Linked DNA regions of Homo sapiens: all the other regions are linked to region 2. The links are chromatin loops, found by intact Hi-C in ENCODE. Cell type or tissue: OCI-LY7. All regions are shown on one strand.

Region 1 (8,000 bases), 170 kb before region 2:
GCTGCATCTCTGTGAGTGTTTAGATTTTCAACACTGGTTTATCAAGATCAAGAGATCAAAGATCAAGAGATCTTAATTATCTAAGCTTCTGGTTAGACCAAGTAAGAAAATGCATGATGAGAAAAGAAAAAGTATGATAAGTCTTAGTCTAGGTTTCTTCAAAAGTAGACCTTGAAAGAAGGATTCAAGTGCAAGTAGTTTATTTGGGAAGTGAACCCAGGAAACACTGGCAGGGAAACCCAGTAGAGCTGGAGAAGAGAAGGCAACCATAAAGAATGTAATGTGAAGCAAGTAACTGCCGTAGTCACCTGAAGCTTCATCCTCCTAGAGGATTGTAGGAGATACTGTAAAGTAGGAGCCTCAGAGTCACCCCAGCAAGGGGCAAGAAAGTAGGAAAATTCATTTGCCATTTCCATCAGGTATTGGTTGATGGCTCTCCGAAGTAGCAAATCAGCATTTCTAGTCTTCCATGGCTGTGCACAGATTGTCTCTAGAAGTCAGAGAAAGCTCTCAGGCAAACGTGCCCCAAATTGTAAATTAGTGCTATAAGCACTGAAATGTAAGACCCAGGGGGATATGTGAAGGGTACCAGCAGTACCAGCCACAACATGCTTCCAAGGAAGGGTGCAATGATGATTTTGTCCCAGAGAATAGAAAGGAAGCACTTGGTATTTGCTGACCAGCAACACAAACTTTCTCTCCCTCATGATAACTGCTCATCCTCTGGAGCAAGTCCTAAAGTCCCCCAAATAGGCCTTCACTTCCTGCTGCTCACTTCTAGTTCCTGAGTAAAAGGATGTATCATCCAAACTGTCCAAAGCAAAAGAATCGTAAGGATACTAAGAGTGTCTTTTGAAGTTGACAATGGGCCTTCGTCCCCTTATTCTTGGCTTGTATTTCTTTATTCCAAAGCAAGGACATTTCAGCACTTTCCATAGTGAGCCAATGATCAGAATCCAGATGTGAGTAGGCTGCCTTCATTTTCTGATTGCTAACAATGGTGAGTCATATGAGGATTGGATGTGACTCAAACATGAGCCCAGTGCATGTGAATGCTTCAGTCATGCCAATGTTTCCTTTGGTGAGAATCCCTCCTAATGTCCAAGCATAGCGATATGTTTATAGTAATTGTTTTTCACTAGAATAGCAGAAAATTATGTTATGTAACTATTTACATTGATTTTCAATTACTAATTGATCCAATCCTGCTGCTATGACAACTGGCGGCACTCAGTTACCCGATGAAAACTGACTATAATCTCGTAAAGAATAAGGGCAATATTGCCAGCACTTACAATCTGCATGTAGACAGTAGGTTCTTGATGAGTCCCATTACTCATTCTTTGCTGTTTGGCACATCATAAGTGCTTAAGAATTGTATATTTGCTCCACATTTCTCTTCCTCCCTTTCTCTCCTCCCTTTTTGCCTCAGTTTATCATTAGAGGTGGAATCGGGGGTTCATAAAAGAACATTCTAGATCATGATATGTAGAAACAAGTTAAATGGGGTGGGAAACTACTAATTCCTTGAACATTAGGTGTCTAAGAAGGGATTTTTTTTTTTTTTTTTTTTTAGGTCCAGTATGTTTTCCTGATCAGGGAAAGACTCTAAATGGCAACAAGCTGGGCTAGACATAATGCCACTTCAAGCCCTGGGTAGCCATAATATTCGATATTGACCCTTGGCTTATGGAATTTTTTGTCAAGTTGATTTTCTCTTTGGGGAAACCTTCTTAATGTGATTTTATTAGGGTTAAACTGTAATAGCACAGAAAATTATTAAATACATAGCAATTATATTCAGATTCAGGTACTCAAGAGAAACTGTACAAAGTCAATCCACATTGATGACATTGTTGATTATTATTTTGTACAATTGTTCAAGAAGAGTGTGCCCATTCAGAATTGAGCCAAATAAAACAGTTGACCCTTGAACAACATACGGGTTATGGGCACTGGCCCACCAGACAGCTGAAAATCCACATATAACTTTTGACTTAACTACTACTAATTTAACTACTACTTAAATACTGCTAGCCTTCTTTTGACCAAGAGCCTTGTTGACAACATAAACAGTAGGTTAACCCATATTTAGTAGGTAGCATATCATATGTACCTACTGTCTCAAGGTGTCTTGAGACACCCTTGCTGTCTCAAGGGTGGCAGAGATGGAGGAAAATCCATGTATTGGACCTGTGTGTTCAGTCCATGTAGTTCACGGGTCAACTACAGAACATTGATTCTCAAGTGGCATGGAAGATGTGAGTGTCAGTAAAGCTGTGGGCAGGGGAACTATAGTGAGAAAACATGCCAGAATCACCTGCATAACTTTTTCAAACTACAAGTCTGCTCACAGCCTGGTGCCTGATTCAGGGAGTTCTGGTCTGGTATGTCACTGAGCAACAACCTCTGGAATAAGGATGCTGTGCATGCCTAAAGAAAGCATAGGTTCTTCTCTCTGCTTATCCCAGGGTGGAGGGGCCTCCTGTTGGCAAGAAGTGCCCTGGACATAACAGGACTGCCTTCCCAATGGGGGTATCATGTATTGCTCAGGAAGGCACAGAGCCAGTAGCCTCAATGAAGGGCAAGCCCCTCTTTGTGCAGACCCCACTGGTTATGACTCTGAGGCTCACAGAAAGTTCCACTCACTGAAACCCCACCAGAAACAATCAGTCCCAATATAGTGTGAAAGAAGAGCTTCACTTAAAAACCATCATTAAAACTTTCACTCCCACTATCACTATGTTGTTAGCACCCTCAATTAAAGCAGAGATTTCCCTCCTGGAAATCACTATGAGTCTGTTACAATCACTAGGTCCCTGATACAATGAAAATATTTTCCTTGAAAGAGGCAACATTCATCCAGAATTACCATTGGACCTATATTTCATATGAGGGATATTGCTTATAACCTCTCATTGAGTACTATGCATCCGTTATAATAATTCTTGAAAACCACTATAGGATGTTGATATTCTTATTCCTTTCTGCAGATAAGGAAACCTAGGTTCCATTAAGGTTCAGAAACTTGCCTCCAAGATGTCATAGAGCTATTAGGTGTAAGACCCATCACTCCTGTACACCAGTGTGGATTATCTCAGGCAAGCCATCATTACCTACTAGGGAGGAAGGAATGGTCATAAGAGAGATGGGGACAGCTCCAGCATTCTGTATATGGGGGTCTTCGGGATGACAATCTGGTTGGGGCAACATGGAGGTGGTTTTTTTTTTTCTTTCCAGAAAATTCTCTTGGAAGCTATGGTTACATTGCAAACTCATATTTTAAAAAAACTCAGTTGGAGTGACTTGAAGAGGAGATTGATGGAACTTGTAGGGGAGTCTAAGATCACCAACCACCCCTGAGTAATGACCTTAAGCCACCATTAGGTTTATCCAATAGCATTTGTTTAAGCAGTTTCCATGTGCCAGGCTCTATGCTGGAAACACACAGTTGGCCCTTTGCTTAAGTCACTCAAGAAAACCAGGGGGAAAGAAGTAGCACTGACAAAATTATGTCATCATTTGAAAGGTGGCAATTCAGAAATATCCAAGATTCACAGTAAGAGTAAATCCTATGGCTTTCCTTTTTATGGTTCTAATCTAAATGATCATTATCATCTCTCAGGACTAGAGATTTTATTTTTCTCACAGAGTATGTGGTCTCCAGGCACACAGCTTGCATAAATCCTGAACACATTCCTCAAGGCTTTATGATGTGTGTGTGTGTGTGTGTGTGTGTGTGTGTGTGTGTGTGTGTGTGTGTGAAAGAGAACAGAGAGAGAGAATGTTACAGGGAGGATGCATGACTCCCTGCTGTGATCTGACAACATTCAGGAAATTTAGAGTTAACATTCTTACAGTCAGCAGTCGCATAGGAGACTGGGCCTCAATCTCTGCATTCCTGGGCTGTCGTCGGCTTCACGATTTCAATGTGCCTCAGTGTCTGTTTTGTATTTAACTCTGCCCCACATATAACACCACAAGACCTGTCCGTGGTTTTGCTGTTAGAGAATGGTTAATATCTAAAGAGGGTGGGTGCCCTCACCAAGCACCCCCAGGGGAGATCTCAAGCTAGAAAGATAATGATCACTTTCATGGAGAAAACCACACAGGCACAAACACCAGAAACTGATATTTAAACCCCGAACTCATAAGGGACCCCACGTTTTCCCATTAGCTGGCTTTGTCTGTTTCTCCTCATCAGCAAACATATGCTCTCCATGGAACCAGCCCAGCCCATCTGAACCAGTTACTATTTCTGTAAGAAGTAGGAGGGGGAGGAGAAAGGGAGAAGAAATTTTACATTACCATTCTCATGCGGTGCTATAAATATTTGCCACAGAAAGCCATGAGGTCTCATTTGCATGAATGATACCACAAAAGCCAACTGTGCCTCTGTGAACTAAGGCCTCTCTCACTCTGTCCTGAGTGCACTGCTTAAATATTGGGGTGGGCTCTTTGATTAGAGAGATCTTAGTTTGACTCCCAGCTCTGCAACATAACATTGTATGACCTTGAGAAACGTAATTGACTTCCATTTCCCAATTTCAACTATCCCATTCTCTCACTACCGTCTTCTACCTGCCAATTCCCTGCCACCACCAGTAGTTCAACAACACTTTGACTCCTACCAAGATCTTGTTTTATTGATCTATACAAGTGTTTCACCATCCCTTACCTCTTGCATGGCCTCCTTTTATTCATTATTCATTTAAAAACGCCACGGCCATTCAGTAATTCTTGAGTGTATTTTTAATTTCCTTGTCCCTCTCCTTTGGCATATTTGCTTGGCTAAATGAGAAACCTAGTTACATCCACCTCTTTGCCTCTTCCTCACCTGAGCCTGTAGCGTTGGACATGTTTGGAGAAAAACACATAATCTTACTGACTAGTCTCATTAAGTTTATGACTACCATCTTCAGCTGTGCCTTCTGCTGCCTGGCAACCACTCTGCCTCCCTAGCCAGTTCACTGTCTCATTTTCCTAGCTGAGGATCTCATACGTCCTCTGTTCTCTTAAACCCCCTACCCCCACTCTCCCTCTCAATTACTGGCTTTGCTTCCTGCTTTCCCGAGAAAAATGAAGAGAGAATTTCCACAAACTCCCACTTCCGCCTCTACCCATCTCCCTATATCTCATTTCTGTTAATGTGGATGAACACACTCTGCTCTCAGCTGAGCAAACCTTGCCACTTCTTTCTCTCGTGCATCATAGGATTTTTTTTTTCTGTATTCAAACTGTTCCCATACTAGCATGCTGTTATTCCGTTTTACTAAAAATCTTTCTTTTGACTCCACTTTCCTCTGTAGCTATAGCCCCCATTTCTCCCTTTCCCTTTATAGCAAAACTCTTTGAAAGAGCAATCTATACAATAGTTACTGTCTCTAGATTCTCCCAACTCTTTCTTGAACACATTCAAATCAGGGTTTTGCTCCAGTGAAAGCATTCTTATTAAGACCACCAATAACTTCCATGTTTCTAAATGTAATGCTATGCACTCGGTAGATATTCTTGAATGATGAATGAATCACTCTAAACCTCATTTTCTTCATATGTAAAATGACATAATAATATCTACTTTTGATATTTGTTGTGGTGACTGATGTACTATAGGCAAAGAATTTCAGAGTAAGTGCTAAATTATATATTAAGCAAAAGACGTTTGCTACATTTTGAGAGGAAATATTTACCTGCAAAGACTCTGCAGCTTCTTTCAATGCTGAACCTTCAGTGAAAGGTGTTGCCCACACCAGTAACCACCCCTTGCTCTTATGAAAAGATTTCCTCCCATTCCTCTAAAGATGGCAACTTTCATTTTCCTAAATTGGATATTAAACTTTGATATGTTGGAAGATGTGAATGTATGTTGTTTGCTGATGAAATTGTGGGGCTTCCTTCCAGTGAGGGGAAGGGCGAGACATCTGGGTTGAAGAGACATCAGCACACTGAGTTTGTTCATTAAGTAGGACCTCCAATATATATGCAACCATTTGAAAATAATTGAAATCTGTTGGGGAAGAGAGAAAGAGAGAGGCATGCAAGGATAGATGGCTGATAACTGAGCACTGCACCTATTTGGTTGAAGACAGTAAAAGGACGGAATGGTCCAGCCAAACTCATTGGCAAGTAGGTGAGCCAGGGGAAGGACTCTAGATTAAACATTTCTCTCCAAGACTCCCATCATACCCTGCTGGAGGGAATATGCATTCCTAAAACTTTTGGGGCCAATTTGACAACATGTTTTTAAAAAGTTTGAAACACGCATGTTCTTTGATCTAGTCATTCAATTTCTAGGAATTTATTCTAAGGAAATAATTATAGATAAGCACAGAGGTTTAGTTACAAGACAGTTTGCTACAACATGGCCCATACTATGGTTTAAAAAAAAAACTAGAAAAATATAAATGTTTACCAATAAGGAATTGGTTAAATACATCATTTATTCAGTTTAATGATATTCAATGAAGTCATTAAAAATATGCTGGAGATTATATTACATGATGTTGAAATATGTTCACAATACATTGTTAAGTGAAAAAATCAAGTTGCAAAACATTATGTAGAGAATGATTTACATTTTTATAAGTTTTTAAGAAAAAAGTTTGAGAGACTTTGTAACCAAATAGTAATAGTTGTGGGATTACAAGTGATTTTCATTTTCTTCTTTTTACTTATTTATATTTTAAAATTTTTCTACAAGTGTGCATTACTTGTGTAGTAAAAGTTAAATCCATAGAGAAAAGTTCTCTCTCTAGTCAGTATAGGACCTTTTGTTCTTTCTCCTGGCCCCTAATGATCATATGCAAATGGACCGAGACTGAAGATACACACAAGTTAATAGGCATACAGCAAGAGGGGAGTGACTTGATATTTTTAAAGAATGTCCATCCATCATTCATTTGCCAAACATTGATGTGTGAACCATGTTTGGCACTATACAAGTATCTAGCCAGCAATGAGATTAACGTGGCCTCCCATCCTCATGTAGTTTTTCATTTACTAGAGAAAACAGATAGTAAGCAAATAATTATGCAAATATGGGAATTGTTACAGAAGAAAAATTTAGTTGTAACAGAGCACATAGAAGAATTTAACCCAGTCTTCAGGGTGAAACTCTTCGGGTTTTAGATACATGGGAAGGAGCACTCCGGACTGATTTCTGCCTTTCTGATTTCTCCCATGATGTGTCTAAGGGAAACTGCCAGTGTGATCGGACTGGACAATGTCCTATTGCTGGTCTCTAGAGTTATTATAGAATCACAGTTCCCAGCCATTCCACTTGTCAGGAGCCAGGAGACCTGCCTGGTTCAAGTCCCAGCTCTGCCGCTTCTAGCTGTGTGACCTCATACAAGTCACTTCATGTCTGGTTTTACTCTCAATATTTACAGAATGAGCTGATTGGTTTAGACAACTCAACAACAACAAAAAGTCTGGGACTGTATGACTTCAGAGGGCCAGAAAGACTCACAAGAGAGGGAAGAGACCCTGGCTTGGGAACGGGTCCAAGGGTAACTAACCCGCCTTGGTTAAGGTGGGGTGGGAAAAATTAGAGAAGATTCCCAGAAGGGGACTCAGGTCTTGAAAGATGAACAGGAATTTGCCAACACGGGATCCTGAGGCTGGGGCCAAGGCCTGAGTGTTCATGCGGCAGGAGCTCAACTGAGGTACAGGAAGAGGGGCCACTGAAAGTGAGTGTGGAGAGAGGATTGTGCTCTAAGGCAAAGCAGAACCATCAACGTTTGAAGTAAAAAGAACTAATAGAAACAGATCTGCCTATGGTGTTGAGGACATTTGAGAGGGCCAGGCTGGAAGCAGGGATACCAGTGAGAAGACTGTCGGAATAGTGCCCAGTCAGAGTGAGACACAAGAGGAGGAGATGGGAGAGAACATGAAACTGGACACTGCAGGTGGAGACGGGGCTTGGCAGCCAGCTGACCAAATTCAGGGAGGCAGGCGCGTGGCCTGGTCAACTGGACAGACTTATGGCAACCAGGAGGAGG
Region 2 (8,000 bases):
TCCAAGCTCCAGTCTTCACCACTGCTGACTTGTTTTCTCAAGCAATTCTGTGCTTCCCTAAAGAAGCAAGTATGCTCACTCACGTGGAGCCCACCACCCCCAGCCTGGTAGTGAGGGAGTGCAATCGGTTTCATTAATAAAGCAGCCTCAGAGAGGAATTTCATTTAAAAACAGAGACAACTAACTATATTAGTTTGAAATAAGTTCTGTACTTTCTAAACTCTAAATACAAATTCATTAGTTTTTAATTCTTTTTTAAAAATCCAGATTCCACAACTCTATGAACTGTTTAATATGAATTCCCACTACAAATTCTAGAGCAGGAATACAAGGTATTTTCTATATTTACATTTAAGCAAACAGGTGTGAAGCAAGTAAAATGTGTTCAGAATTGCTTTAGACTCTACTAATGAACTGTGAAGATTTATTTTATGATCCGTGTCATAACGAATTCTATGGAGCACTAACAGAACCAAAAGGAAGACTTACAATTTTCAACAGTAGATATTAGATGGTTAAGACATCCCAGGAATCCAGTGTGTTTTTAGTAGATGTTATTAACACATTGTTGAGTAGGTTACACTGTATTGAAGAGGGCTCTAGAAAACAGACAGTGGGCACAAAGCTACACTGAGGACTGCATTAGAATGTATGCTTATTATTTAAATTTCCCTGAGATAATTTATACACTATTCATTTCCAACAAAAGATCAAGCGAGGCGTGGTGGCTTACGCCCTGTAATCCCAGTACTTTGGGGGGTCAAGGTGGGTGATCACCTAATGTCAGGAGTTTGAGACCAGCCTGGCCAACATGGTGAAATCCCGTCTCTACTAAAAAGACAAAAATTAGCTGGGCATGGTGGCACATGCCTGTAACCCCAGCTACTCGGGAGGCTGAAACATGAGAATTGCTTGAACCTGGGAGACGGAGGTTGCAGTGAGTCGAAATCACATCACTGCACTCCAGACTACATGACAGAGCAAGATTCGGTTTGAAGAAAATTTTAAAAAGATCGGAAGTCATATAATATTGGTATCTTAAAAAATTTAAAGTAATTACACAACTAAACTGGAGCTTAACCCACAAGGGCTCTTGGCTTTGCCCAGGAAAGAATTCAGGGGCGAGCAAGAGATGGAAGAAAGCAGCTCTATTGAAGTGGCAGTGTTACAGCTCCGGTGGTGTTACAGCTCCATGACTGCTCCTGCAGAGCAGGGATACACCTCAGGCCGTGTGCTCAGGGTAGCAGCTCAGGGCAGTTTTGCAGTCATATTTATACCGACTTTTAATTACATGTAGATTAAGGGGTGGTTTATGCAGAAATTTCTAGGGAAATTTCTTTTGGGTTGTTGGGTCATTGCCTTGGAAAGAGGTGGTAATTCCTGAGTGTTGCCATGGCAATGGTAAACTGACATGGCACACTGGTGGGCATGTATTATGGAAAGCTGCTTCCTCCCAGTCCATTTTAACTAGTCCTCAATTTGGTCTGGTGTCTGAGCCCCGTCTCTGGAATCGAGTCCTGTCTCCGCCTCCTACCCCAACAGAGTAAGACTTTCTCAGCCTCCTGCACCACCCCACCTATTAGCCAAAGAGAGGAAATCCCTGATAACCATTACACTGCCCTATTTATGTCTTTAAGATAGAGTAAGGAGTTACAGGTACATAGTGTCTTGTATTTATTAATAACAACCATATCATTATGACAGAAAGCATGATGAGCAATAGCGAAAGTGTGTTTTTAAAAAAGCAACACCATGGATATCTGATCAAAACTTTGTTTTGTGAGCAATATAATTTAATACATGCTATTAGTATATAGTATGGGCTGTAGAAAAAATAGAATGCAGTATTTACCAATGTGCTTATGAAATCTATGGAAATTGGTATTTCTTGTTTTTCTCGGGGGTCAGCATGATGTCACAGAAAGTGCACAGTTATTTAGAGGCCAAAAGCCTAGATGTGTAAATCATGTTTGCCTGACTTAGCAGCTGTGTGGCCTTGTGGACCTTCCTTCAACCCCTCTCAGCTTCCATTTCTCCTCTGGAATATGGGAGTCATAACTGCTACACGGAACAGTTTTGAAAATGAAATGAGAAAACACATAAAGAACCCAGGTCAGGACATTGGCTCATAGCAGCCATTCAGTGCGTGTTGGTTTCCTTATTCCCTTCACCTTTCTGGATTAGGTCACATCCAGTGCTTCCCACATGCCAAGGCCAGTCTGAATGTCTGGCTCTCAAACTTTTGGGGATCCAGATGCTTTGTGCCTCTAATTAAGGTTATAGATCATCTCCCCTAACAAGTTCATGTGCATATAACATTTTGCAGGCAATTTCTCACAGACTCCCTAGTATTCACTTATGGACCCACTTGGGGTCCACAAATCCAGGTTAAGAATGCTGGACCTAAAGAATCTTGGGACAGTAAAGGACTGTGGTGTGTATGAAAGATTTGCTCACCAACTATAAAGAAACTAGAGGTCCTAATCATCTCCAAGACACTATCTGGCAAGTTATATATTTCTGAAGCCTGAATTGACATGTACAGGTCCATCTTGTGGCACTAGTAATAGCATTCTCACACACACACACATATGCATACACACACATGCACACACACATGCTGGCACACACACACATCAAGTATCAATTTGCGATCACTAGTTTACATGGAAACTAGGAGCTTCATTGGAATAAAAGCTTGAACAATAGCCAGTACTATGGTTCGGACATCTCAGATATTCATGATCGAGTAGGAGTCAAAGATGCAATGGAAACCACAGTGAAGAAAGGAACCGAAAAGAAAATTCACCAAGCAGAGGAAATCAGCAACAAGTCCTGGCAGGTCACAAAGAGAGAGTTTCAGGTGGTGACCTATGCTTAAAGCCTTTGTTAAATCTAGCTGTCTGGGCGGCATGTGTGATCCTGGAGAGAAAGGAGCCTATGTAACAATGGAAAGAGCTGTTCCACCAAACCCTGCAATGCCTTATGACCATGTGATCCACTGCAGTTCATCCTGCCCCAATTAAGTGCAACACAGAAGAAAAAGCATTTTCCTTCCCCATTCCATGGAGGGGCTGATGGCAGTGGTGGCCTGGATGAATCAGGAGGGATCTGGGCATAACTGGGGACAGAGGCCCATGCAGAAAGCTGGAACCAGAGAAGGGGCACTAATTGGCATGACAGAGGACAAAATAAGAGTAACCTGGACCCACAGGCACAAGTAAGAACCCTTAAGGGATGCCCAGAATACTTGAGAGAAGGTGTTTAATATCATTAAAAGCTCAGATTGTGTCTGTGGGTGTATGTGTGTGCATGCACACACAAGGGCATGTACATATGTATGTATATATGAAAGTTATAAGTGAGAGGTGGTGTCTTAGTCCATTGTGTGCTGCTGTAACAAAATATTACATATGTGGTAATTTATAAAGAAAAGAAATTTATTTCTGACAGGTCTGTAGGCTAGGAAGTGCAAGGTTGAGTGAGTGGCCTGAATCTGGTGAGGGCCTTCCTGCTGCATCATCCTGTGGTGGAAAGCAAAAGGGGAAGAGAGTGCAAAAAAACAAGAGACAGCAAGAGAAGGCTGAATTCCCCTTTATAACAAATCTACTCTTGCAATAACAAGCCCACTTCCTCAATAATAACATTAATCCATCCATAAGGGCTAATTAGGGCTAATGACTTAATCAGTTCTTAAAGCTCCCATCTCTCAACATTGTTGTGTTGGGGATTAAGTTTCCAACACATGAAATCTGGGGGGTATATTCAAACCACAGCAGGTCACAAGTCCTCCCTGCTTCATAGGCTCCTTCTCTGGACCAAACCCTTCTTCCTGTTTTTATTCTTGCCTGCACACCTGGTCCAAGATGCTTAAGATAACAGGCTCTGGGGCCAGAGTGCTAGGCTTTAATCCTGACTCTACTACATAACACGGTCACTTTAGACTATTGTTTTAACCTTTCTGTGCCTCAGTGTTTGAGTATTAATGTTAGTATAACCCTATTCACACAAACCTGCTCCTGCTCTTTTTTTTTTTTTTTTTTTTTTTTTGAGATGGAGTCTCACTCTGTCACCCAGGCTAGGGTGCAGTGGTAAGATCTCAGCTCACTGCAACGTCCGCCTCCTGGGTTCAAGCAATTTTCCTGCCTCAGCCTCCTGAGTAGCTGGGACTACAGGCACGCACCACTACACCCAGCTAATTTTTGTATTTTTAGTAGAGATAGGGTTTCACCATGTTGGCCAGGATGGTCTCACTCTCCTGACCTCGTGATCAGCCCGTCTTAGCCTCCAAAAGTGCTGGGATTACAGGTGTGAGCCACCGCGCCCAGCCACAAATCTGCTTTTAATATTTAGGGGCATTCTAGCAATATATACAAGGGAAAATGTTCACTGCTGTATTACAGGTGTGATACAGTTTGGATGTTTTCCCCTTTAAATCTCATGTTAAATTGTGATCCCCAGTGTTGGAGGTGGGACCTGGCGGGAGGTGATTTGCTCATGGGGCAGATTTCTCATGAATGATTTAGCACCATCCTCTTGGCACTGTCCTCAAGATAGCGAGTTGAGTTCTGGAGATCTGGCTGTTTAAAAGTGTGTGACCCCTCCCCGCCCCCTCTCTTGCTGTCTGTCTTGCCATGTGAGATGTCTGCTGCCCCTTTGCCTTCTGTCATGACTGTAAGCTTCCTGAGGCCCCCCCAGGAGCTGATACTGGTGCTATGCTTCCAGTACATCCTGCAGAACCATGAGCCAATTAAACCTCTTTTCTTATAAACTGCCCAGCCTCAGGTATTCCTTTATAGCAATGCAAGAACAACCTAACGTAAGGCGCCCAAATCATTTTCTCCATGAATTAATCCCTCTCATCCTCTACTCATCCCAAGTGCCCTTTCTCAGAGAGTCTGCATCAAGAATTCCTATCGAGTAGTCAGTGAGCAGGGCAGTTATACCCATCTGTTTAGCCACAGCTAACTGAACCAAGAGTGGACACCTAGCCCAAGCATCAGATCCCCTTCCACAATTCTGAATGGAGATCCAGAGAGCTGGGTCAGAATGTGAACATGCACCTAGAATGATTTAAAGCTACAGTCAGGTCAAGTAAATGCAAAGAAGAAAGGGTCATTTTGAGAAAAAATATAGACAATAATTAGACAGAGAGAGGAGCAGAAATGTGAGACCACACAGCTCATAAGAGGGAGAGGGGAGAGGAAGCCCAGCAGCATTTCTTACCCTTGGTTCCATGAGGGACTTCTATATCCACCTCCTCTCAGATCTTAAGTTTGCTGGAGTGGCTTTCAGGTACTTGGCACCAAACAATTCTAACACAAGTGTTATCCAAAGGAGTTTAGATAGGTTAGGTACCTAAGTGTCATCCTTGTACAAATGTGGCTGCCACAGACAAGACCAGAAGCCAGATCATGCCAATTTCTGCATAGCAGAAGGTATGGAGTTCCTGATTGCCTCAGGGGGAAGTAGGTAAAAATAATAATATTCTCTCATTCAGGCTGAAAGGGTTCTGAGTTTTCTTTGATGTAACTACATCATTGGACCAAATTATCTACCAAATTCTTCCATTAGATTCATATTTTAAAGTTATCTTTTAATTATCTATTTAAAAGTGCATTATAAATAGCTATGCAAAAATTACCACATTTCAGAATTCTTCATCTAAATTTAGCTTTAGGCTAAGAAAAACCACATTATCCTTAAATGAGAAAAAAATATAAAGGCAATTGTGATGACACATTGTTCCTGTTTTGGCTTGTTCCGGTAACATTTCAAACTGTTACTAGAAATAACGAGATTTTTTTTCAAACCTATGTGTTCTCTTTACCATCTCTACTTGTATGGGAGGTATGTGTGTGCACGTGTACTATGTGAATGTGTGTATATGGACATGAGTGTATATGGATCAGAGTGTGTATACGTAAGTATATACATTTGTGTAAATGTATGTACGTGTGTATGAGTGTGTGTACCTATGTGAGTGTGTGCACATGCATGTGAGTGTGTGTACATGCGTGCAGTGGGTAATAGTGAGCAATAACAAAGCCTCCCTACTTCTTAGGCTCCGCTGGTCCAAACCCTTCTCAGTCTCATTCTTGCCTGCACCTCTAGTCCAAGATGCTTAAAAGAACAGGTTCTGGGGCCAGAGTGCTGGGTTCTAATCCTGGCTCTGCCGCATAGTGCTATATGACTTTAGCCTTCAGTTTTCTCATCTGTAAAAAGAGGTTAATTAGCGTACCCATATAATAATTTTGTAAAGGTTAAATGAATAGATATAAAACTCTTAGAACCATGCTTAATACTGAATAAATATGCAAAAATATTAAGCCCTATTAGAATTAATCATGTCCCTTAATTATAAGAAAAGCAGTTTCTTTTTTTATTGAACCCCAGATCCACCCCTCAATTTCAGATTGAGACTGTTCTGCTTATTGGTGAACCCCTGACTCAGTAACCCCAGAGTGTAACATAAGATTTTCTGGTATTAAGTTTAGCTATAAGGATCTGTTAGCCTCTAGGGAGGCATCACCTCAGGGCTATCTCACTTTTAAGATTTTACAACCTGGCTCCCACCTTTCATAGGCCCCAGAATTGCAGAATATCTCTCTTTTTTCTCAAGAGGTCCATCTTCTCCATTCCTAACTGCCACCCCCCACCACACGCGTGCGCGCACACACACACACCCCCATGAACTTCTTCACATCTTCACCATCCTAAAGATCTTTCTCTCGCCTAGAAAACACGTCTGCTTCTACAAGGAATAAGCATGCACTTTTAAAGTCCTTGTTCAAATTACACAACCTTCTCTAGTACACCCTCTCTTTTGCTAATCCCGGTATACACAGAGGGTCCTATTTATATTTTACCATAACCACAACTACTACCTTGGGTTATATTTCAGTTGTGTGTGTGTGTTTGTGTAGGAAAAGTTAAATATTAAATTTGAACTCAATTGAACGAGAACACAAACAATGGTCACCAAGTCCCGGAAGAGGTTGTGTGAGCCCCTTTAGGCATTCATCCAGTGCTGTTTTGGAGAAATCTCTATTTCAATCTATTCCTATATGTTAGTTATTGAAAAACAATAGACAATCGCAAAAATAAGTTGACCTTTTTGTGTTCCTTGAGCCCAGTCGCGAAGGGCCCTCATGACTGGGCCTCATGTCAAACAACTTGTTACAAAAAGACCTAGGGTCCCAGTCTGTGCCAATGTTTCATGAGACCTCTCCTCATCTGTGCATGGATGAGTGACTGACTCTGGAGCCCAGGCTGTTGCTTCCTGGTCTGGTGGTGAATCCTCCATAGTCTGGTGGGTATATATATATACACACATATATATATGTGTGTATATATATATACATATATATATGTGTGTATATATATATATATATATATATAATCTTTTCCCTTCTCCACTTCCCATTGCAATTGGCTTATTATATCAATTTGCTTATTATATCATTTGCTTATTATATCTGCATTGCCATTTACATGTGATAAAGGTTGTTTACCCTTAAAGGTATTGTGTGTGTGTGTGTCTTTTCTTCTCCCCTCGCATGCTTCCTGCACAGAGCAGTGTGTATGTAGGGCATTTCACAGAACAAAAGCCTATATTTTTTATATACATATACATATACATATATATATATATATTTTTTTTTTTTTCTCTGTGTGTGTGTGTGTGTGTGTATACACACACATATATCTCCTGTGATGATGTCAACCAGGTCTCAGGAATCCAGTGAGTTTGAGGTAGGGTCAGTCATTAAATGCATTGGTGTTCCAGCCTGGGAAACATGGCAAAACTCTGTCTCTACAAAAAAATATGAAAATTAGCTAGCTGTGGTGGTGTGTGCGGGTTGGCCCACCTTCTCAGGAGGATTGCTTAAGCCCGAGAGGTTGAGGCTGTAGTGAGCTGCCATCACGCCACTGCACTCCAGCCTGGGTGACAGAGCAAGACCTTGTCTCAAAAAAAAAAAAAAAAAATGCATTGGTGT
Region 3 (8,000 bases), 240 kb after region 2:
ATTTCAGGGTAATACAATAATTTCATGGTGTATTGCATACCACTTTGATGCTGACACGGCTTTTCTGATGATGATGATACCATTTTCACTTTCAAAAGGGTTTGAGGCAGTTTATAGAATAATAACAACAACAGTGAATAACATTCATGTGGTGCTTACTATGTGTCAAAAACTGTTCTAAGGACTTTACAGATATTCACTCATCTAATCCTTCCAACAGTCTTACGAGGTTGGTACCTTCATTATCCCCACTTTATAGGAAAGAAAACAGAATCCCAAAGAGGTTAAGTGACTTGACCAAGATCACTCAGCTAGCAAATAGCAACACCTACAATAAGACAAAAAAATAAAATCTGTAAGAACCAAGTCATAACGGAAGAATGGCGAGTGGGAAGAAACTAATTTTATCATAAAACTTGGGGAGAGAATGTTATAACTCAACACAAAACTTCATTGTAAGCTTCCTGGAAGCCCAGGGGAGAAGGAAAATGGGTTGGGCTTTATCCAAAGGTTACCTCAGGCAAATTTTAAGAGAGTCTTGTGACACTAGACCAGAAGCATTAAAGACGGGTGGTCGGTGTGAGCAATGCCACTCTAGAAGGCAGAGTCGGAGAGAAGTGCAGAGTCAGAGGCCACTGGGGTAAGTAGATTGAGGTGCCAAAAAGGCCAGCAACAGAGGTGGAGTGAGATAGAGACTAGAAGGAGGTGGAAAAGGTTCCAAACACAGAGAAGGCAAGAGTCAGCGTAAACCATCAATGCAGGGGAGGGTCAGCACTCGAGTGAGTCATGGAAATGCAGAATTCCGATCACAAAGTCCTTTTATACCTTGCTACTTAAAGTGTGGTCCTTGAACCAGCTCAGGAACTTACTAGAAATATAGAATTTCAGGCCCCATCCAGTTCCACTGAATCAGAATCCACATGTTTCACAAGCTCCTCAGGTGATCGGAATGCACACGCCGGTTTGAGAAGCACTGCTTTGGCATGGGCCTTGGTGAATGCCCACATAGCAGTAGACTCTGAACACACACCCAGTGCTGTGATAGGTGCCCTCACATTCATTATCTCCTGGGATCCTCATAACAATCATACAATAAAGATATCCTTTTTGTACTCATTTTACAGATGAGGAAATTGAGGCTTACAGTCATACCTAGTGAGAAACAGAGCTGAGACTTGCCCAAACCAATTACCTTCCATTCCATTCAATTCATTTCTATTGGCATTTCAGTTAGAATTTATCCTGGCCAAGGCAATAGCAGACAAGCTGCTGCTGGCATCATTCTGAAGGGTAGAAGCAGGGGACCTATATCAGAGTGTGTTACAGCAAGCAATGGAGGAAGGCTCAGCAGTAGGTTCTGATCGAAGAGAAGGGGACAGATGAGAGCAGGTAGGATGGATGTCTTCCAAGAAGGTACAACCAGAGCCTTCCGGGAACATGGCAAATTTGGCCCTGAATCCATCCAGAAAACAAGTCCTTCATATTACAACTGGCGTAGCTCCAGCCAGGCCACGCTGCCCTATCTAAGACCCTCCCCTTCCCGCCCCCACCTCAGCTAGCTGCAGTGGTGTGTTACCCTTCTGACTGTTCCGTTCATTCAGCGAAATGTCAGTGTAGGAGCAAACTGAGAGTGAATGTGTCTTTCATTTGCCAATTAGTCATGTACCACCTAACTGCTCATGTGTGTGATTTGAGCACGTGTGTTACATGTTACTTAATTTTTCCTTTATTGGTGATTGGTTTAATGAAGTTGCACATGGGCCAGGATGGTCTTGTATCTAATTGGCTTCCACAGAGTACAAGGTGGACACAGAGTGCATGTTTAATAGATTTTTAATGATGGATCACCTCTTCTAGAGAACAAAACCAGAGCCCTCAGTCCCTCAATGCCCCACCAGGGAGAGCGGTCCAGGTGGAGGAGATGAGTCCTGAGAGCTGAGTGGGTCCACCTACATGGGTTGGCCTGATGGTCCCTTCCTCGCCCAGTTGAACCCTCCTATCAGGGCTCAGGGAATCCCTGACACGCCTCTCCCCTCCTCTTTCATCTTCATGGGAAACAGAAACCACCAAATGTGGGTGTGTTGTGTGAAGACACTAGATGGTGTTCTCGTCCGGGCAGCTGTTTTGCTGTGTTGTTTTCCTGCCCCTTCCTGAGAAGATAAGATCTGGACAGGCTTATGATTCTCTCCCACAGACCCTCAAAGGCAACAAGCAAGCCAAGTTCATTTCTCAGGCACCTTCTCAGAAGCACACCCCACATCAGTATGTTTAATGAGATCCGGGTCACTTGAAAGCAGCAGCGAAAGCAGCTTCCCTAAAACACAGGGCAAGATCAGTGCCTCCTCTGAGCTTCCCTTTCTTCTCCCAAGATCCCCAGGCAAAACTGATTTGCATGGGCAGCCAACTTGTACCTCCTAGAAGGAAACTTGAAGCCTGAAGTCGCTGGAGATACCAACACCTTCCCCAGCTGTAGGGGGGTCGGGGGAGATGAGCACTTAACAGAAAACAAAATTTGCAGGTCTTTGGGGAGGCTGGGGAGAGGGAAGAAGACTGCTCTGGAAAACACAGAAGGAGAATAAAAGACAGAAACAGTTAAAAAGAATAAATGACTATGAGCACAAACTCTGCTACCTGGCTTCAAAATGGGATTGCAGTTGCAAGATGGCCCCAAGATATGAACTAACTCCTCTGGGACCCAGATCGAAGCCCAGGTGGCAACTGCACCTGCCTCACCCAGTGCAGAACACAGAATTAGTCCTGCTCTGCAAAGCCCTGTTATTGGCTTACTGTTACCAGTGACCCCCGCCTCCCCTGCAACCCAAAAGGACGGAAACCTAATTTTGATCACTTTTCCCTCCTCCAAAGCTGCTTCTCCTTCATTCCTCTACAGACCCCCTTATATTGTAAACTGGCAGCTGATAATACCATTCACTTTCAAACCAATGTTTACTGAGAAGTCAGAGGAAGTGAATATAAAAGATAGGGCTTGCAAAGACAGAGGGCAAAAGAATTGGAGATTTCTTCTTCTATTTGAAAGCATCATGCCCTCCTGACCTAGGTCCCAGAGACCAGGCTAGAGAGAGAAAGAGAGACACTGAGGTTCCTGGTGTATCTCCTGATGTGCAAAATGGCAGGAGGAGGAGGCTGGTATTGCTTATGGCCCCACGTGACCTAAGGATGGCCTTTCCCAATGGTGAGCCCAACAGCCTCCCAGAGAATCAGGCCTCCAGAGCAGAGCTGGGAGGGGAAGACATGGCAGCCCTGGAGGCTGGGCCTACGGGGTGGGGGAAAATTAGAGGAGCCAGAGACCCACAGTTTAGAAATACAGTGGAGGTCAGGTGCAGTGGCTCATGCCTGTAATCTCAACACTTTGCAAGCCTGAGACAGGAGGATCCTTTGAGCTCAGGAGTCTGCCATCAGACTGGACAATATAGCAAGACTGTCTCTACTAAAAATCAAGAAAAAAAAATAGCTGGGTGCAGTGGCACACACCTATAGTCCCAGGTACTCGGGAGGCTGAGGCAGGAGGATCACTCGAGCCTAGGAGGTCGAGGCTGCAGGGAGCCAAGATCACACCACTGCACTCCAGCCTGGGCAACAGAGTGAGACCTTGTCTGAAAAAAGAAAAGAAAAGAAATACAGTGGAACATGGCAGCTCCTTTGTTGTTAAGTTCCAGGATATTTTTCATTCTGGGCAGCCTAAGGTGTCTTTAGCTGTTAAGGAGAAAGAGCTTGGAGGATGTGGGGAAGGGAAAGCTGGGGTACTACTGAGGGTTGAGCCTGATAGGGGGATGGAGTTGCCTGGACTGAATTTTCAGGGCCTTCATCAGTTCCTTTTCTGTCCCCTGGAAAACAAACTGGGCCTCTCTTCCTCTCTCTCCCTCTCTTTCTCTCTCTCTCCCTCTCTCGTTTTCTCACTCTGGCTCACACACACACACCTTTTCTTGATTAGATCGTTACATTCAATCCTAGGTAGGTGTGCCTCTAATTTCGGGTCCCCAAGCATACACACCCCAGACCTCAGGGGACTTTGGCTTCCTGAGGTCAGGTCGGAGCACAAACAGATCTGAAACGCCGTTAGTCACATCATGGAAGGGAGTGAGTTGGGTGCTTCAGGTAGATCCAGAGTACACCTTGGCTCTCACTCGTTATTATTTCTTAACAGTGTGAAACCCCCAGGACATCCCGACAGCGTCTGTCCTGGGTGGGCCAATGTGAGCAGAGAGCACGGGCTTTGAGGCTGGAGCCCCTGCATTTGTATTCTGGCTCCACCGCCTACCCTGTCACCGTGAGAAAGCGGTTTGACTTCTCTCAATCTCCTTTTCCCCTAGGTAGGAAAGGGACAGTAATGGTCCTTAGTAGGACTGAATGAGATACTGTGTAGGCCCAGCACGGTGCCTGAGCAGATGAAAAACTCAATAACTCATAGTCATTCTTACTTTTAACAGCACTTCCATTATCATTGTTATCCTCCAGGTCAGGAGCCACGCTGGGCCTGCGGTGAATTTTCTTAGAGTAGATTTTTAAGGGAGCCGGTCCCCAGCTCTTTCCAGAATCCCCAGAAGCTATTAAGGTTGTCTGTGTACATCCAGTTTGCCATGTTTAGTTAAACTTTGAGGGACTCACGCCCCAGTGCAGCCCACGGGGTTTTTGCAGAGCTGATGACTAATATTTTGTAGAGAGTCTGATGACTCCAATACACCTGCCTTATGTCCCTGGGTCTGAAACAGCTTTCTTAATAGACTGAGAGATTCACTACAAGGACTCTCCTTTGTCAACATTTTACCAGCCCTGATGAAGGATTAAAAATTATGTTAACCAGCAGTTCTGACTTGGCTTCTGTCAGTCACAGCTTCGCATGGCTGCACTTGCTTCTCTCTTCCTCTTCCTCTTCCTGTCCCCTCTTTGCTGATCTGGACTCAGCCTGGTATTCTTGTCACAAGGTCATCGCCTAGGTGAGCTCAGCTCAGCGTGAAACAAAACAGCTCATCTGAAGGCACCACACAGTCCGTACTGGGAGGAGGGGACCCTCCTCAATCCCCTGCCTTCTCACAAGTGGGCTCTTTTGGTTCCATCTTGCAAAAGCTGGGCAGAAAGAATTTTAATCTGAGCTCTCGGAGCCCTTGGACACAGGGACAGCATGAACTGCCCCTAATTCCTTGGGTGCTGGGTGGTCTGCAATCACTCCCTCATAGCACTGTCTGAGGGCTGACCACTCAGCTTGCAAAGATATCTAGGCACAATTTGTTTTCAAAAGGCTTGCATGTTTGTTATTTTTTGAACTTTGGCTTTAGATCAGTTTGGGTGTTCTCCAGAGAACAGCCACTCTGCTTCGGCATTGAAGCGTTCTCTCACTCACGCTCTCCTCCCTACTCCCAAGTGTCTTGAATCACTGCTGCATTGCAGGTTCATGCATCTGGACTGTTTTCATGTTCTTGGGGCATGGCGTCTATTTTATAAACACACGGTCAGTTTACACTGCCTGGGAACTTAGGGGATTTCCTCTCTGTGGGAAACAGCTGTGAGGAGCTTGACCAAACTTGGCTTTGTGGAGAGTAAGACGTCGCCTCTGATCATCCACGTGGGGCAGCTGCACTGGCTGTGTTCCTGTTGTTATGCCTGAGGATTCTCCTAGAAATCTAAGCTAAGAAGGGAAGCTCATTATGCTCTCCTCCCTGGTTTCCAGTTTAGTTGTTCATGAGTGATTTTGCATATCATAAAACCCCATGTCTGTTCACCTTCACGCCGTCTGCCAGCAGCACCTTAAGCCATCTGACTGCTGTGGGACCTCTGAGGCCACAGAATTATGGCATCATGAAGCTGGAAGGGACTTTAAGAGAGCCATTCGCCCAACACATTAGATGAGCACTTATTATGTGCAAAGTGCTGTGCTAGATGCCATGGGTGAAGGAAGGTGAGAAAGACCCAGCCTCTGTCCTCAAAGAACTGACAGACTTTAGGCTTGGCCATCATCATCACAAAGCATTCTGTGACCTTCTTCTTCAGGTGGGCTCAAGGTGTCCTCCTTAGTTCATGCCCCCTGCTGAGCACTATCACAGCACCTCCTATGCTGCAGTGAAGTGATCCTCATGTCTGTCTTCCGCATAGAATGTGAGCTTCCAGAGGGCGGGACCAACGATGCTGGGTGACATGGAGATTCTGCAGCGCCTATCATAAGGTTTTCATAAAGGGGAAATAAGATTAAGAGTAGAAACACTCTATTTACTAGCTACTTAGGCTAACCACCAAAACCAGAGGAGGTTGGTAGCTCCCTGAAGCAGAAAGAACTAGAGAAGCCAAAGGGATACCACCAACCTTGAGAGTCCATGAAGAAGCTGGGAAAACCGGAAGCATCTAAGCCACCGTTCTCTTGGCCCTTCTGCAAACCCTCTCTGCCACGTCTGCAGGAGTTTGTTTTAGTTCACTAGGGCTGCCAAAACAAAGTACTGACTGGATGGCTTAAAGAACAGAAATTTACTTCCTCACCATTGTGGAGACTGCAAGTCCAAGGTCAAGGTGTCAGCGGGGTTGTTTCTTCTGGGAGCTCCTCTCCTTGGCTTCCAGATGGCCGCCTTCTCTCTTTGTCTTCATATGGTCTTCCCTCTATACCTATCTGTGTCCTAATCTCTTCTCATAAGGACACCAGTCATATTGGATTAGGGCCTACTCATATGACCTCATTTTACCTAAATAACCTCCTTAAAGACCTTATCTCCAAATAGAGTCATATCCTGAGGTACTGGGGATTAGGAAGTCAACCTATAAACTTGGAGGAGAAGAAGGAGGCTGCACAATTCAGCCCATGACAGAAGTTAACACTGATGCTCAGAGAAGTGCCAGTGAGTCCCTGATAAAAGCTACAGCCAATCAGTTCAGGAACCAAGAATTAGGCCTGTAACTGCCTTCCTTCTTGGCTGACTGACAACCCTAGAGATACAAAGCTTCATCCAGCACTGGTAACCGAACTTAACTCTATTTTGCCACCACCACTTCCTGTACGTGCCCCTCGCCCCTTGGCCTCCCCACAGCACTGGTGCTACCTGAGGTGTCTGTATTTGAGCCAAAGGCAAGAGAAGGTGTCAATACGGAAGAGAGAAAGAAACATGTCTCCCTTGGGACTAGGGTGGGAAATGACAAGGATGGAGGCAACTTCCAAGGAGAACCACTGGCTCGCTTCCCAAGCTCATAAGCAGAACATAGAAAAAAGGTCCAAATGCCCTGGCTAGATGGAAGAGAGCCAAGCCACCAGCAAGTACCAGCAGCGGGTCTCTGACTGCCAGCCAAGGCCATGGCGCTGCCAGACAGGAACTGACATGGAGCAGAGAGAGAGGCCTGGCAGCGGGATGGCTTCACCCTCCACACAGCTTTTGCTGTTGGCTTCTGCAGGGTCATGAGTCCTCAGCAGCCTCAGTTCCCAGAGTCACTCTTCACTATTGGGTGCCAGTTGGCTAAGTGCCATATTGGAAAAAGAGTACGGGATGTGAGCTTCTAGATGAACCAACCCATTATAATCAGACTTGGCTTAGTTTGGCCACACATTGCCAAGACAGGAGGGAGGTGTTGCTGACTCAGCACCAGGCACCCAAGGACAGGCAGGTCCAGAAGTGGCTTGAGGTAAAGGAATCTACAATGGACAACTGTAGTGTCCTAGAGATGCCTAGGGTCCAGCCATTAAGCTGTAGTCCAGTTCTCTCGGCAAAGGAAAGTTCACAGTCTATCTTCTCAGCTGCCCCTGAATCCAAGTCTCAAGGTGCAAAGTCCTGGAGGACTTGCAGACACCAGCTGCTGGCTTGTCCAGGAGATATTAAAGTTTCCTTTAAAATCATCCCAGCAGTCCAGATGACCTGCTCTTCAACCTCATCCTGAAATTGCATCCACAGCAGGGTAGACCAATCTGAGCAGCCAGCTCTGGAAGTGAAACTGAGGAGATCATAGCCAACAATCCTCCTTGGACCAGGTGGCATTCTGGGCTTTGCCTGGAGAAAGCCACATTTTTTACA

The links. Peaks named below come from ENCODE experiments on the same cell type or tissue, not always from the same donor. Only the 100,000 strongest peaks of a DNase experiment are listed, where the experiment ranks them.
Region 1: it touches region 2 in a loop (2.4-fold over the local background); 2 of 110 quality-filtered maps call a loop at or near these places.
Region 3: a loop joins it to region 2, with 5 times the contacts of the local background. A loop is called at or near these places in 2 of 110 quality-filtered maps.

What each region holds. Positions count from the first base shown.
Region 1 is chr11:111,001,426-111,009,425 of GRCh38, forward strand. All of the region lies in intron 2 of LOC105369489 (a long non-coding RNA gene), which reads right to left. Among named protein-coding and RNA genes, the nearest start is that of LINC02550, 92 kb to the right of the region's middle. In OCI-LY7, no CTCF peak of the experiment used is centred here; a DNase peak (open chromatin) is centred at 4,366; H3K4me3 peaks cover 1,212 bases; H3K27ac peaks cover 975 bases.
Region 2 is chr11:111,173,949-111,181,948 of GRCh38, forward strand. No RefSeq gene overlaps it. Among named protein-coding and RNA genes, the nearest start is that of POU2AF2, 68 kb to the right of the region's middle. RefSeq lists an enhancer at 3,955-4,024. In OCI-LY7, no CTCF peak of the experiment used is centred here; DNase peaks (open chromatin) are centred at 2,853, 3,523, 3,853, 4,443 and 1 weaker place; H3K4me3 peaks cover 3,485 bases; H3K27ac peaks cover 5,126 bases.
Region 3 is chr11:111,412,427-111,420,426 of GRCh38, forward strand. It overlaps LOC100132078 (a long non-coding RNA gene), which reads right to left and starts at 5,760. Exons shown (of 4, transcript NR_046085.1): 1 at 3,939-5,760; 2 at 3,493-3,614; 3 at 2,412-2,555; 4 at 1,816-2,314. It also overlaps a transcript of BTG4 not described here. RefSeq lists enhancers at 1,846-2,185, 4,386-4,455, 5,506-5,615 and a silencer at 4,116-4,165. In OCI-LY7, no CTCF peak of the experiment used is centred here; DNase peaks (open chromatin) are centred at 2,035, 2,715, 4,915, 5,505 and 3 weaker places; H3K4me3 peaks cover 4,997 bases; H3K27ac peaks cover 7,367 bases.